2 separate regions of the Homo sapiens genome follow, and region 2 is linked to region 1. A link is a loop called in an ENCODE intact Hi-C map of the cell type or tissue named here. Cell type or tissue: Calu3. All regions are shown on one strand. Region 1 has its middle 26 kb from the start of ACTN1-DT. Region 2 overlaps ACTN1 (actinin alpha 1).

Region 1 (2,500 bases):
TCAGAGATCCCCAGGCCAGCCCTGTGTGCTATTTGGATCCCGATCTCCTTCATTCCTATACCTGGGTCTCCAGAGGCCTAGGCACAGGCAAGGCTTCTTCCACCCCCAGCCCCCAGGTCAGTCTATGAACTGCGAGCACGAGGGGGACTCAACAGTCACCCACACCCTTTCCCACTTTGGTCCAGTCTCCCTGGAGGATGCTGTGAGTTCCAGCATGGTCCTTTGAGCAAGCTGAGACATCAGAGAAGCCACTGCCACAGACTGAATTATGTCTTCCATAGTTCCTACCTCGAAGCCTTAACGCTCCATGTGGCTGTATTTGGAGACAGGTCCTTCAAGGAGGCAATTACGGCTAAATGAAGTTATAAGGATGGGGCTCTGAGCCAATAGGATTAGTAAGAGGCACAAGAGAGAGTGAGCATGCTCTGTCTCTGTCTCCCTCCCTCCCCTTCCTTTCCCTCCTCCCTCTTCCCCCAGCTCTCCCTGCCCTCTCCCCATCTTCTCCTCCCTCACCACCCTCTCCCTCACAGAAGAGCTCATGTGAGCATACAGCAAGACGACAGCCACTACGAGCCAAGAGGAGAGGTCTCAGAGTGAAAGCTGCCTTGCTGGCATCCTAAACTTCCAGCCTCCAGAACTATGAGAAATCGATTTCTGGTGTTCAAGTCATCCAGTCTCTGGTATCTTGTTGTGGAAACCCGAGCAGTCTAACACACCAACCTCCAACACACCCAGCTCTAGAGGCTCCTGCTGCCACAGGGTGAGCTGGTTAACACTGGGAGGGGATTGGGGGAAGATGATAGACCGATAGATAATAGATTGATAGATATAGATAGATACTGCTCCTGTCCTTTCCATTCGCCCCCTTGAAATTCTACCCTCAGAAATTCACCTTTAAGGAATGAGAGGAATGTAGCTGCCTCTTCCAAGAGACCTCCCAGCCTCACCTTCCCTAGCCCAGATTGGTCTCTCCCTCAGCTGAGATTCATCTTCATCCTCCCGGCCCTCAGCCCTTGCCTCCTCCAGCTCCTGGCCATCCTCTCATCCCAAGGGTACGTCCTTCGGCAGCTGGGCTCATTTATTCCTCACACTGGTTTCTTCTAAGTAGGGAAGTTTCTAAACCTTTCTGTGAAAAAAGAAAGAAATCCTGCAGGGAAAGGGGTTCAAACAGGTTGTACAACCCATCCCCAGAGTCTGATTCACTTGGTGTGGGCGTGTGCCTGAACTCTGTATATTAAGCAAACACCCTGGTCTTACACCGAAGACCCTCTGCTGACCTTATGAAAGAGACTGTGTAAGAAATGCAGATGCCTGGGCCTCACCCCAGAGATCCTGATTCCACTGCCTCTTCCTTGCCTTGTGGCTTCACCCACTTCCAAACCCCCTGATTCTGGTGTGCTGCCAGGGATGAGAGCCACGGACTTACCGGGTGCTCAGGGAATAAGCATTGACCTGAATGAAGCTGCTGGGTTGACACAGGCATCCTTCCGGGAGGGGTGAGTCATTCAGCCATGCTGCCAGCTGTGAACAATTCAGTCTGGGGAAATACAAAGAGACGTGGTCCCTCTCAGAGTTTCCATTCCCACATGGAAAGCTGGTGCTGGGAAGTGGCTGGGCAGCCAGGCTGGGCGCTGGGAGGAGTGCAGGGTGAGGATGAGAGAAGGGCTGTACCCACACTATGCTAGGCCGACTCCAGGCACTGGCTGTGTCCAGCTGGTTCAATCTTTCCAGCAAACCTGCGAGGAGGGATGTCATAGGTGAGGAAACCAGGTCTGCAGAGTTGAGGTGTCTGGTCTTGAACCCACGTGTGTCCTAACCATGACATGGTCCTCCTCCAGGAACTGTGCGGGGGCAGAAAGAGGGCTCAGGGATCCAGCCTCAGGCATTGGCCTCAAGGGATACGGTGGCAGGGGTGTCTTAGAAGCCTGCTGACCAAGGGTTAGGATCTCTCCATCAATTGGTGGCTGAGGGTGAATCCCACCACCTCCGCCCTCCACCCATCCTCTGTGTCTCATTCCACCTACTCTGGCCTTATCACCCCTGCCAGACTGTGAGATCCAGTGGAGGGGCCAGGCCAGGCCCCTTATCCACATTTATTGCTCACCCCCACCTCCCCAGTTCGGGGCAGGCCCTCAGCAAATCAAGTGCTAGGGCTGTGAGTAGCGGGAGAGTTCTGAGGGGACCCAGGGACTGCAAAGTTAGAGGCAGCCCGGGGTTGGAGAGGCAGCATAGAAAAGCCAGTGGTCCAGAACACAACCTGCCCAGCCTCGCTGAGTGGCCCTGGGCTGGCCACTTCACCTGCCTGTGCCTCAGTGTTCTCATCTGTAAATGGAGAGATTCATTGCACCTCACTCATAGCATTGCTGTGAGAAACAAATGAGGTAAAGTACGCAAGGCGCCTGCTACGTCACAATAAGTACATTATTGAAATACTGTTTGAACCCTGGCTATCATTATTGTCACCATTATGTTGTTACTATTATTGGTGCCTATTTCCCAG
Region 2 (2,500 bases), 67 kb before region 1:
CTACAGAGGAAAAGATTGCTATTGTACTCACCTCTGATGTACTCCAGGGTCTTTTGAGAGTTTTCTCCCCTAACCATTTCAACTTTTTTGGATTCTCGCTCTTGTATGCCTCCTCCTTCCTTTTTCCCTTGCCAATTCCCTGGTGACAGTTATCAGCTTTCCTGCATGGATTCCTGGCCCCGTCTCTCACCCCCACCCTCACTTGCAGTCCATTTGATACCATTTGGCTCCTTTTTTGGCAGAACAGTCACTGTCCTTGTAAAGTTTTTTAGATCAATAAAGTTAGTGGTTTTCAAAAAAAAAAGAAAAAAGAAAAGTCTGTCTGGGAATATATACATTTAATTGTTATGTCAGACCTCTAGGATAGGATAGAGAGGACTTCCCATTTCTCTGGGATTATTTGGCAAGGGTGGGACAAGGCTCAGGTATTATGGAGGAGGAAAAAGGATGTTTCCAAAATAAAGATAAAAAATGAAAAAATTATCCCATCTATTTAAAAGAATGAGTTTGAGAATAAAATAAGATATAATATAGGGAAAAGGCTCTGAAGAACTTTAAAGTGCCTTATCAGTGTAAAATCTTAAAGAAAGTCATAATTAGGGAGCAGGACATGAGGATACACCAGCAATCACACACATCTCCCCAATAATTAAGACAGCAAACTGCTAACTGGGTAAGATAAAGGGCTGTGCTCTGGCCAAGTGACCCCAGGAAATCACCCAAATGAGCTTCTACACTTCCTGAAAATGGTACACAGCTTCCTATACAAGCCAGCTTCTCGTCTGATGGTCGTTCTTCTCCCTGAGTAGAGCACCCAGGACTCTGGTCTAGGCTCATCGAGTCAAAAACAAACTCACCAGCCTCCCCAGGCAAGCACCCTGCCAGCCCAAGCCAGCCCCCTGCTGTGTGGGCGGGGTGTGTGAACCAGCAGGGTCCTTGGAGAAGGCCAGGCCAGCACCTGTGCTCAGCGTTGAGTCCTCTGCAGCATCCACTGATGTTGAAGACGTTACTGAGGTGCAGCCAGGGGGCGTGCTGGAATCCCTCTGACCCCCATACAAGTATGGCCAGTCTGGCCAGGGCGTGGGCCCTGGGTGGTTTGTCTAAGCAAAGACCTGCCCAGAAGTGATCTCAGATGCCCAGTGTTCTGGCATGGTAAATAGGAGTATCTGGCTAACTTATCAGGGGCTGACTGCCAGCCCTTCAAAGCCAGCCGTCAGCTGGTTCATGCGCTGATGAAAAGCAGAGTCTTCGGGAACATCTCCACCCAGATCTGCCCACTTCCCACCCACCTGGGAGTGGCTGCTGAAAAAGCTGACAACCACCAGGCCTCTGCTGAGACCTGGCACTGCTCTAACAGCCTGTCCCCAGGACATGTGAGTGCTGGGGTCCTGGAGATTCAGAGTAGGGGGGACTGGGGGTGCACCTTGGACTTTGGAACAAGACAGACCTAGGCTCCAGTGCCAGCCCACACCTCACATTACATCTGTCTGCTTGGACAGGAGATTTAATCCTAGCCTCAGGATCCCTATCTGTAAAATGGGGATAACAAGGCCTACAATGGCACAGAATGAAAGACGACCAAATTAGACCCTATGTCCTGAAAGACTTAGCCTGGTGCTGTGTCCACAACAGACACTTAAACAATGTTAACCCAGCAGGTCCTCACCACTCACTGGCTGTGTGGCTTTAGTTAAACTGTCTAGGTGTCAATTGCCTCACCTTACAATGGGGATAAAGAACATCACCACTTTGTGAAGATTATGACAATGGAAGCAAAACAGCCAGCAAGATACCCTGGACACATCAGGAGCCCAGTCAATGTCAGCGGTCAGCATGCTCTCACTTCCCATCCACTGTCTATTTAATCAAAGTTAATCATTCACAGAGCAAGAAAGAAGTCCTGTTGTTTTTTTTCCCCACTGATGAGAGAACTCTGAGACGGGCCTCTGGCCAAGAGGAGGAGATGGGGAGGGGGGAGTGGAGCCTGCATTTCCTGGTTTACACCCATCTACAGCCCATTTCAAAAGACATAGCACCAGACACCCAGAGGGTCACCAGGGCCAAGAAGCAGGGGGCCTGCAGCTTTTTCTGGGAGGCCTAACAAAGGCACCGTGCTTGAGAGGGCTCCTGGGCCACCATGAGACTCTGATCTGGCCTCCCTGCCATCCAAGGCCCCCCAGAAGGCAGACTGCCCAGCTCCTTCTTGCCTGGTACAGGTGGAACCTATGGGCTCCCAGGAGAAATCAGAGCCACTTTAAAACAGGTGGACACACGATCCTAGTGAAGAAACAGGTCTGTCCTCTTAGCTCCTCGCCAATGAGAGTCAACTGCCTCAGCCAATCTGTCACCATCCACAGCCTCACCCCTCCCAGGGACCCAAGAGCCCACCCCAACTGCCAGCCACCAGCTAGCTCTGTCCAGTACTTGCGACTGGGCCTCCCGGAGCCTTGGTTCTCACATCAGTAAAGACTTCTGTGGGCCAGAATGATGATGGTGAAAA

Evidence for each region. Peaks named below come from ENCODE experiments on the same cell type or tissue, not always from the same donor. Only the 100,000 strongest peaks of a DNase experiment are listed, where the experiment ranks them.
Region 2: a loop joins it to region 1, with 5 times the contacts of the local background. A loop is called at or near these places in 3 of 110 quality-filtered maps.

Annotation. Positions count from the first base shown.
Region 1 is chr14:69,004,379-69,006,878 of GRCh38, forward strand. No RefSeq gene overlaps it. Among named protein-coding and RNA genes, the nearest start is that of ACTN1-DT, 26 kb to the left of the region's middle. RefSeq lists an enhancer at 491-1,690. In Calu3, no CTCF peak of the experiment used is centred here; a DNase peak (open chromatin) is centred at 1,483.
Region 2 is chr14:68,936,941-68,939,440 of GRCh38, forward strand. The region is part of intron 1 of ACTN1 (actinin alpha 1); the gene reads right to left. It also overlaps the pseudogene BANF1P1. Among named protein-coding and RNA genes, the nearest start is that of ACTN1, 41 kb to the right of the region's middle. RefSeq lists enhancers at 1,402-2,235, 1,732-2,026, 1,805-1,949, 2,236-2,500, a silencer at 1,732-2,026 and a cis regulatory region at 1,870-1,883. In Calu3, a CTCF peak has its summit at 1,000; DNase peaks (open chromatin) are centred at 1,071 and 1,961.